2 separate regions of the Homo sapiens genome follow, and region 1 is linked to region 2. A link is an interaction called in ENCODE POLR2A ChIA-PET data of the cell type or tissue named here. Cell type or tissue: OCI-LY7. All regions are shown on one strand. Each heading gives the region's core, and the rest is flanking DNA. Links, peaks and the distances in the headings are about the cores only.

The links. Peaks named below come from ENCODE experiments on the same cell type or tissue, not always from the same donor. Only the 100,000 strongest peaks of a DNase experiment are listed, where the experiment ranks them.
Region 1: POLR2A ChIA-PET joins it to region 2 with 5 read pairs; 3 of 35 experiments call an interaction of 5 or more read pairs at or near these places.

Annotation. Positions count from the first base shown.
Region 1 is chr19:28,475,858-28,481,233 of GRCh38, forward strand. It overlaps the pseudogene LOC100420587. Among named protein-coding and RNA genes, the nearest start is that of ERVE-5, 130 kb to the right of the region's middle. In OCI-LY7, for the core only: no CTCF peak of the experiment used is centred there; no DNase peak of the experiment used is centred there.
Region 2 is chr19:28,541,006-28,546,381 of GRCh38, forward strand. It overlaps the pseudogene LOC100420587. Among named protein-coding and RNA genes, the nearest start is that of ERVE-5, 63 kb to the right of the region's middle. RefSeq lists a silencer at 4,392-4,598. In OCI-LY7, for the core only: a CTCF peak has its summit at 4,570; DNase peaks (open chromatin) are centred at 2,076 and 2,466; H3K4me3 peaks cover 800 bases; H3K27ac peaks cover 1,990 bases.

The DNA.
Region 1 (5,376 bases), core at 274-5,273, 65 kb before region 2:
CAGCCCAAGTGGACTAAGAGAGTGGTAAAATTAAACACAGCAATTACACACATTTGGGGTCTCCCATATGACAGGCAAGTATTCTTTGTTATCAAAATCCAAAATCCAAGACTCAAGGGCTGCAGGAGCCATCTCTGCCCATCCCCCACGTTCATCTTTTGGCATCTGTCCCCCTCCTCCCATGGGGCTTACTTCTATTTTTATTATTTCTGGCTCTTACCTCAGGGCCCTTGCACTTGCTGTTCCACTTGCCAGGAATTCTCTTCCCTGCTTGTCTTAAAACTGATTCTTCTCATCCTTCAGTGTCCATAAGAAGTGTGGCTTCCTTAGGGAGTGTTTCTCCTTCCACCCTTGATGAGCTGGTTGCCCCCCTCCCTCACTCACTACTGAGTCCCCAGGGTGGGGAACGCATCTGTACTGACCATTACTGCACCCCATTGCATAGTCCTAATGCACAGTAGAAACTTGATAAATGTTTCCTTCCTTCATTCAACAAATATTTACTGAGCACTGACGGTGTGCCAGGCATGACAACAAGTGTTTAAAATACATCAGTGCTCAAAACAGCCAAGATCCTCTACTCTCAAAAAGTGTAAATATTTTTTTCAAATCAATGACCGAGCCCGCTGACCAGAACCCCAGACACTGAGTAGCTAAGCAGAAAGCAGCTGCAAGGGCAATGCAGGTGAAGGGAAGAACAAGCCGATGGCCCAGAAGGCAGGATGAGAATCCGAGATCCACTCTCCATGATCTGCCATGAGTTCCACCAGAGGCCTGGCCATGCCTTGGTTTCCCCCAGCCCACAGCCTGCAAATAGCTCCTCGAAACCCTTGGGGTGTTATGGCCCCTGCTCATCCTCCTGAGGGCACAGGCAGCGAACTGAGAACCCCTGTGAATAGCACTCTGGAAAAGTCAAGTGCCCTCCACCTGCTGAATCACACTTGACTTTTGCTAAAATCAAGACAATTACAAGATTGTTCCTGATCCTATTTAGTACGGCTGGATGGCCCTTGAGCCAAATTAGAGGGAGGATGGGCCTGGAATGAGAGAGGATGAGATAGGTTCCATGAAGCTCCCATAAGAATTTCACTCTTGAGGCGATGCCACAGCCCTGGCAGGCTGCACAGAATAAAAGTCCACCTTGGTTAGATGCTTCACCTGTTTCTAAAGGAAACTGTACTCCATCATTGTTCAGGAACTTAAAGCATTCATTTAAAAAGTAATAGCAAACACTCAGTAAAAGCACACTTTGACCACCCACTCTTCAGACCAGGGCCCCACCCGTTTCAGAAATAACCATTCTTACCAAATTAGTGCATGCCTCTTCCAGAATTTTCTATGCATTTACATACACATGTATTGTTTAATTTTTTTCTTGGTTTTGTTTTATATAAATGAGTTATATTGTCATTTCGGTTCAAAAGCTTTTCTTCCTCTACATTACATTCTATCTTGAAAGTCTTATTAGTACATATATATGCTTTTTTTTAATTTTTAGAAATGGGATCTCGCTTTGTCACCCAAGCTGGAGTGCAGTGGTGTGATCATAGCTCACTGCAGCTTTGAACTGCTGGGCTCAAGCGATTCTTCCACCTCAGCCTCCTGAGTAGCTGGGACTACAGGCGAGCACCAACACACCTGGCTAACTTTTTAAAATTATTTTTTGTAGAGACAGGGTCTCAGCTCGCTATGTTGCTCAGGCTGGTCTCGAACTCCTGGCCTCAAGCAATCCTCCCACCTCGGCCTCTCAAAGCACTAGATTATAGGTGTGAGCCACACTGCTCAGCCTGTCTATTCTTGTCAGCTTGTATGTAGTACTCCACAGTAACTTTGTCATTATTTATTCAGCATTAAATCATTATCTATTCCACTGTTAATAAACATTTAGCTTGTTTTCAGTTTTTCCAGATTCCACATAATGCTGTGATGGAGAGCCCTGTTCACACCTTCTCCCTAAGGTACTGCTGAGTGTCTTCCTAGAGCAGATATCTACAAGTGAAATCACTAGTTCACGGAGCACACACAGTTATTTTAACGTATGCTACCAAGCTCCCCCATCGTGGCTGGATTCCCCCTCCCACAGCCGGGCATGAGCATGTTTATCCCTCCCCTTAATGTTTATAGGGTCCTCTTTTTTTCTCCAACCTAATTGATGTTTTTCCCTAAATCCCATCAGGCCTAGTATGACCATCAAATGCAGGGTGCCATTGGACAGCCCTGAGTAAGAACTGATTGCCAAGTAAAGGAAATCCTTAGACTGAATAGAAGAATTATCCTTCAATATTCCAAGTTTTTTCTCCAGGATCCATGACATGCTCATGGTCCATCCAGAAAAGACATCCAATGTAGAAGACAGAGAGCTGGAGTAAGAGGAAGAAACAGAAGCAAAAACACTGGGAGAGCACACTGGCTTTGGGCCTTAGAACAGCGTGTGGCCTTGAGCATGGCTCTCCAACACTATGCATCCTTGTGTCCCATGTCTGAAACCGTCCCTACCTCATACACTTACCATAAGACTTGAAGAAAATTAAAAATGCCAAAAATACCATACTGAGCTGCTGTCGAGGTTGTCGACTGCCTTAAACAAGAGTTCTTAAGCACAGTGCAAACCCCTTTTTAGGGATGACTATTTCCACCAAAAATGATTGAGGAAATCCTTCCCCATCTCATCAACACAGGATGGAACTCAAAGTCATGCCTAGGCAAAGGATATTTGGTCACAGAGCAGAGCTGAGCTGCAGCCTCCCACGAGCATTAATGATTAAGTGACCAGCTAGTTGCTTTTTACACACTCCCCTGGAGGGCAGTGGGGCATCTCTGGACATGGCACTGATGGAAACCAAGCCCCAGGTGAATGTAGAGGAGTGGATCTCAGTGTTGGCGGCGCACTGGGATCACTGCGGGGAGCTTCATAAAAAAAGGATGCCCAGAGATCCAGATTTAATTGGTCTTAGAGGTGACGTGGAGGTGAGATTTTGAAAAGCTCCCCCAGTGATTGTGAAATGCAGCGAGGTTAAGAACCACTGCCTTAGGGCAGTTACAGATATCAATTCTGACCATGCCCTTCAACTAAGAAGAAGAGCCGGGATCTGTATATTTCCTTTTTTTTGCAATTTCTTACTGTAAAAATTTTTTTAAAAGGAGAAAAAGTAGTGTCCTAACACAAGAGTCTCAGAATTGAGAACGTGTGAGACAAAGATAGCGTGAGACCAAGAGGAACAGTGGCAATACTTGAACGAAACAGCAGAAGACAATGGTGAACCATGCCAGGCTAACTGCCTCCATTACACCCTTAGTAAAAAGGAAGGGGATGTTGTAGTTTGCTAGGCATAATTATATGTGACAATTTTGAAGTAGGGTTTAATATTTGACTTTAATAATTCTCAGTGAATTCCTTGTGTGTCATCAGAGATTAGAGTTCAAGGAGGCTGAGGCTACTGGAATTTGCAGGGCAGAGAAGCAGAAAGGAGAAACATACACCAAGAAAGGATTCCTCAAGTCTGTTGCTGAACAGTAAATTTCACTTTTGCGGAAAAAAAAAAAAAAAAAAAAAAACTCCATAAAACTAGGCATAGAGTGACCAGAGAACTATAAGTTTGACCATTCCTAGAGCTCACTCAGGGCTACAGAACCTTCAGGCTCCAACCAGGTGGGGTGGAGAGTCTTTGTTAATATCCAAGGCATTCAGTTAAGAGCCCAGAAGGATTCTGCAGTAGTGGCAGAAATAAGCTTGCCTGGGGAAAAGGCTGCTGTAAACGCAAGCCAGGGTAGCTTCACCAGTCCCAGAGGAATCCAAGTAATCCCCAGGGAGCTCAAGCTCAGGCACTTGATTGCCTGGACTAAGTCAAACACCCTTTGAAGCAAGACAACTAAATCCAGCAATCAACAATGTAGATTCACCACATCCAGGGTTTCATGCAGAAATTACTATACATAGGTAGTAGATATGTAAAATGACAAACATCATAAAATGTGAATTGCAGAATCAAGGTGGTAGGTATATGTCTTAAATTTTTTTTTATAATAAAATGTAGGACTGGGTGCTGTGGCTCACACCTGTAATTCCAGCACTTTGGGAGGCCGAGGTGGGCAGATCATGAGGTCAGGAGATTGAGACAATGCTGGCTAACATAGTGAAACCCCATCTCTACTAAAAATACAAAAAATGAGCTGGGTGTGGTGGCAGGCGCCTGTAATGCCAGCTACTCATGAAGCTGAGGCAGGAGAATCAATTGAACTGGGGAGGCGGAGGTTGCAGTGAGCCAAGATCGTACCACTGCACTCCAGCCTAGGTGACAGAGTGAGACTCCATCTCAAAAAATAAAAAGTAAAAAAGTAGGAAAAACTACTACATAGGCATATAAAAGAGAAATATAACTAAAATAACTACAATAAAAGTTATTCAATAAAAACAGACTCAGCAATGACAGAGCCAATAGAGACAAGCACATAAATCAGCTACTATCTGTGCACATGTCCAGAAGCCATGTTAAGCAGAACTTGTTTTAAGTTGTTTATAATTTAAATTTGTGGATACATATTTTACTTTTTTTTTTTTTTTTTGAGATGGAGTTTTGCTCTTGTTGCCCAGGCTGGAGTGCAGTGATGCAATCTCAGCTCACTGCTGCCTCTGCCTCCCAGGCTCAAGTGATTCTCCTGCCTCAGCCTCCTGAGTAGCTGGGATTATAGGTGTGCGCCACCATGCCTGGCTAATTTTTGTATTTTTAGTAGAGACCGGGTTTCACCATGTTGGGCAGGCTTGTCTCGAACTCCCGACCTCAGATGATCTGCCAGTCTCAGCCTCCCAGAGTGCTGGGATTTCAGATAAGCCACCACACTCGGCCCATATTTTACTTTTCTTAGGGACAGGGTCACCCAGGTGGGAATGCAGTGGCACAATCATGGCTCACTGCAGCCTCAACCTCCTGCTCAAGCCATCCTCTTGCCTCAGCCTCCCAAGTAGCTGGGACTACAGGCGCAGGCCACCCTACCCAGCTAATTTTTAAAAAAAATCTTTCAGAGATGGGATCTCACTGTGTTGCCCAGGTTGGTCTTGAACTCCTGGGGTCAAGTGATCCTTTTGCCTTGGCTTCTCAAAGTTTTGGGATTATAGGCATGAGCCACCATGCCTGGCCAAGAAGAACTTTTTAAATACTTTTTTCTAAAAGAAAAAAAATGATTACAAAGCAAACAGAAATACTCTAACATTACCAATTGCAGGGGAGAGAGTCAAAGTACAAAAATGATTCACAAAGCAGAAGAAAATGAAAGTGATAAGCACATGAGGAAAATAATCAACCACACTAACATAAAACATTGTAAGTAGGATAATATCAGATTAGTCAAGATTTTAAAATTCTGTGTTCAGTGCTGGTG
Region 2 (5,376 bases), core at 101-5,100:
GACAAATAGATAACAGAAAAGAGGAGGGAATCCAGAAGGAGTTCTACACATGTTTGATTCATTCGGTTTTCAACAAGCTGCCAAGGTAATTCAATAGGCAGGGAGTTGATGGCAGCCCTCCTTGGAGACCACCGACCACAGCTCTTCTGCAGTGAGCAGAGTGGGAGACACCCTGGTCTTGGAGGCCAGTGCACAAGCCCCTGGGGCTGCTTCCACTTGAGAAGAGGAGACCAGTTCTAGGCCTTAGGGAGAAAAGCTCTCTCTGCCTTGCCTACTTCTCTGCCTTGCTTTTCTCTGAAACAGTATGTCTCCATCTTTGAGTGGTTACTGGGCCTGAGTCCATAAAGAGGGAAAAGACAGGCTCAGGCTACATTTGGTAATAGAAGCCCTCCCAGCAGTCCTGCCTCGATCACCAGAGGATGACTTTCGGGTTGGGGCCTAATGCTACTACAGAACTCACATTTGGTGTATCTTCCAAGCTCCCAAGAACCCAAAGCTTCCAAGAACACAAAGCAGGGGCTGTGCTGGAGCAGGGTTCTAGCATTAGGAGGTCCTAGGTCTCAGCTAGATGCTACTAGGACCTCAACATATCTGGGCTTCTGAAAATGGATGTGTTTGCAGGGACCGTTTCTGTTCTGCAAGGTGGTTTGATGGGGTGAGATGGAATATGGCTGCACTGCGTTGGCAGGGGAAAGCAAAGGGAAGCCTGGCTTTCCTCCTCCTGACCCAGAGCAAAGGCTAGGGGCTGGGCCACCTCAAACACTGTGTGCATAGCAGCCTCCCTGGATCTCAGCTAGGGGTATTCTGCACCCCCCAGGGGACTCTGGCAATGTGCACAGATCGTTCTAATTGTTACAACCGGGAGAATGCTACTGCATCTAGTGGATAGGGGCCAGGGACACTGCTTAACATCCTCTAGTACACAGCATGGTTCCTCACAACAAAGAATTGTTCAGTTCAAAATGCCAGTAGTGCTGAGGTGGAAATGTGCCCTGAATAACCTTCAATTTCCCCTTTTGGAAAATGTGATACATGTATGCGACAGAATACTAGTCAGACATAAAAAAGAATGAAATAATATCTTTTGCAGCTACTTGGATGGAAATGGGGGTTATTATCCTGAGTAACTCAGGAATACAAAACCAAACCAAATCCTGCATGTCCTCACTTATAAGCGGGAGCTAAGCTATGGGTACACAAAGGCAGATGGGTATGATGGACATGGGAGACTCAGAAGGGGGAGGGTGGGAGAGGTCAGAGATAAAAACTACCTATGGGGTATGCTACATTATTTGGGTGACAGTGCACTAAAAGAACACACTTTACTGCTATACAATTTATCCATGTAACCATAAAACACCTGTACCCCTAAAAGCTATTGAAATAAAATTTAAAAAAGAAAAATGTTTTAAAAATTCCCCTTTTGCCCTTACATAGCTACAGGGAAGCTACTTAGAAGCGGAGGAAAGGACCCTACATTAGAAGTGTGTTTACACGTTTAGCTAAATGACCAGGAAGGCTCATGAAGGCAGCCTGATTACTACTTCATCTCAATGCAAGGCTCTTTTGCTTGTTTCCATTTTACTATTCCCTCGGTCTTTGAACGTTGTTTCTGCTCTCCCATGACAGGCAGCACACGATTGCAGTAGGTTTTCATCTTTGTTTATTACCATTTCCCCTACACCCTCACCGATTTCCCTCCCCTATTAAAAGATCTGGTTCTCTATGAGAAGCACAAGCCAGGCTAGGGCTGCATTAATAATTGATTTTCTACTTCTCTCTCAGCAAGCTATGGTGTTTGACTTTGAGGAGTGGCTTTTTATAAAGCCACAGTGTCCTTCCAGCACAATTTTGAGTTGCAATGATCTTTGGTAGGTGATTTCTTTTTTCTCTTATTGTTTAGCTATTAGCAGAGTAATAATGATCATAACATTTTCATCCTTTCAGATCTCGTACAGGGGATGACACCTGTGAAAGGGCCTTGAGCTTCTCTGATGACATCTTTGTAATTTTTTTGAGCTCCACCACAGCAGCTCCAGCTGCTCATTAACCCGCCACTGGTAATGAGGTTTCACTGATGCCTCTGGGGAGTCTGATTTGTCAGGGGGCAGCAAACTGTGGCCTGGACGACATGAGCTACGCCCCGTCCTTCCCCTGATGTGACAATGCTGACATTTTCATGGCTGAGATGGCTTGCGGCTCTCTCCCCAAGCCTGCACTGGATTCTTGTCACTCACCTGCATCATTCCAAACCATGCCCCATGCCCAGCACTGATTAAACACATTAGGCTACATTCATTCCTGAGAATACCATACAGACATTAGATATGACAAAGCATATCTACACTAGTAAGGCAGTAAAATAACCAAGGTCTATGAAGTGCAACAGAAAATTGCCTAACAACATGCACAGATGATCTCACTGAACCATATTACCTACCATTCATATATTACCACAGGCACAGAGAGCACCTGGAGAAACACAGTAGCAACTGCTCACAGTGACTACCCCGGGGTTGGGAAGGAAGGGGGGAAAGTTACAAGGAACTTTCCTCTTCTGGGTTTTGTGGGGTTTTTTTGTTTTTTGCTTTTTTTTTTTTTTTTTGAGATGGAGGTTTTCTTTGAGATGGTGCAACCTCGGCTCACTGCAACCTCTGCTTCCTGGGTTCAAGTGATTCTTCTCCCTCAGCCTCCCAAGTAGCTGGGATTACAGGCGCCCACCACCATGCCCAGCTAATTTTCTGTATTTTTAGTACAGACGGCGTTTTACCATGTTGGCCAGGCTGGTCTTGAACTCCTGACCTCAGTTGATCCACCCGCGTGAGCCTCCCAAAGTGCTGGGATGACAGGCGGGAACCACTGCACCCGGCCTTCTACTGGGTTTTGTAATGAGCATGTTTGTGGTGGAAATGTGTCAACTGCCTGTCCAGAGACAGTTGTGGTGGCTCACGCCTGTAATCCCAGTAACTTGGGAGGGTGAGGTGAGAGATCGTTTGAGCTCAGGAGTTTGAGACCAGCCTGAGCAATGTAGTAAGACACTGTCTCTACAGCTAAAAGAATAAATGAGTACATAAATAAAGAAATAAGCTGAATTCTGAGGAGGCTTTTACTCTCCATAAGACCACCTGAAGTCAACCCTAGCCCTCAAGCTGTTCAGCTACAGCAGCCAATACTTTCTGTTCCCTGAATCCACTTTGGCTGGGATTTCTTTCATTGGTGGTCACTGGTTTCACTAGGATTCCTTATATCCTGTTTCTTTGTTCCAGGCTCAGAACAAGGAGCACCTCCTCCTGGAAGCTTTTCCCCAAGGATCACTCCTAACGACTATGCCTATGCCCCTCAATTTGGCCCCACAAGATGAGCGGCTTCATGTTAGCCTCAGTTTCATTCACACAGATATGGTTTGTCTGGAAGAAACCAAATCTTTAAGGATAAGAGGTAATAATTAGCATAACAGAGAACATCTATTAGAAGCTTCCTAAGGGTCAAGCAATGAACTAAATGTTTTACATGGATAATTTTATTTCATTTTTATAACATCCTTAGGAGGTAGATATCATTAGTTTCCTTGTCTGTAAATAAGATAGTAAGTCCGAGAGATGGTAAATGGCACAATTACCTTTTTTATCGTGCTGCTCAGCAATGACCATTCCTTTCAGAAGGACCACCATGCCCCTCCTCTGTAAGCTGTTGCTGGAACTGACTGCCCCACAAGTTTAGAGGCAGAGCTTACAACCCTAGCCTGGCCAATCAATGACCCCCTTCCCCCAGTGACATATGATTGGCTCAGGTGGACATAGAATTGAAGTCAGTCCATTCAGAGTGGATCTCAGAACATTGCTAGAAAGGCTAGATTTGTGCCCAGAAGTAAATGCTGCAAAAAAAAAAAAAAATGCTAATGGCCATTTTGCATTTTGCATGACAAATGTCAGGAATTGGACAGTTCTTTAAGAAGCAAAGTCATCAAATGGAGAGAGATTCCATTCTGTCATACCATTTGAGCCATGGATCAAGCTATATCTTAAACCACATCTAGCCCTAAACTGTTCAGTTGCCTGAGACCCTCTGATAGGCACCAGCCCCCTTGGAGGCCTTTCTTTTATTTGACCTTTTGTGGATGGAAGCTGGGATGGGGGTGGGCAGGAGCCCAGTGACTATGTAAGCACAGGACTGGCTATAGAAATGGAATGAAATAGCCCTAAAGGATTCTTTATGAAGATTATGGAAGAGAAGTATATAAAAGAATTAGGAAGCAGAACAACAAAACCGTAAACAAAGATAGAAATACAGCTGGGCGCGGTGGCTCACACCTGTAATCCCAACACTTTGGGAGGCCGAGGCGGGCGGATCATGAGGTCAGGAGATCGAGACAAGCCTGGCCAACATGGTGAAACCCCGTCTCTACTAAAATACAAAAATAAAATAAAATAAAATCAAAATAAGCCAGGCGTGGTGGCGCCACCTGTAGTCTCAGCTACTCAGGAGGCTGAGGCAGGGGAATCACTTGAACCCGGGAGGTGGAGGCTGCAGTGAGCTGAGATCGTGCCACTGCACTCCAGCCTGGCAACAGAGCGAGATCAGTCTAAAAAAAAAAAAGATAGAAAAACAATCCTCCCCATGGACCTTAAACACAGGCCACATGCTCATGCTTCACACACATGACTGTGTGCACACACATATCACACAGTTCTCACTCTATCCCTCCTCCCTCCCTTCTCCCCTCTCTTTGTTTGAAAGTACCCAAAGGCCTTCTAACCATTTCCTTCATTTCACACGCAGATGATTTTATAATCTCATCTAAAAACTGTTGATATGAAACATAACAACAGAAATACAAACAGTGAATCTTGATGAGGTGAAAACAAGGTGAGAACAATAAAATAGCCAAACTGGAGAAGACTTTGATTCCAGCACAAACCCTTGATGCAGAAGATCTTACAGCCTTCAGTTAAATAACCTGTGTGGTTCTGAGGACACAGAGTACCATGAGGACGTGGACAATGATCTAGCCAGTCTGTGAAGGGCTCAGCTGTCACCCACCCAGAGACGCCATTAAGAGACCTGCTTTCAGGCGGCTGCAGGGAGCTCTGGACTGGGCTCCAGCCTGTGCCCCAACAGGCTTTAGCCACGCAAACTTAAACACACCTTAGAGCGTGTCTACAAAGGAAACCTGAGGTGACTGTTCATATAATTCTCTCCTGGAAGATGAACACGCTCCAAGCACACTGACCTGAATCACCCCCAGGCCCCTTTCACCTCATTAGGCCTTGAAGGAAACTGCAATCCTCAGCTGCTCCCACCTCACAGAAGCCTGTTACAGGGACTGGTACAAAAACAGAGAAGCGGCTTGGTCCGGAGAGCTCCTCTGCACAGGGC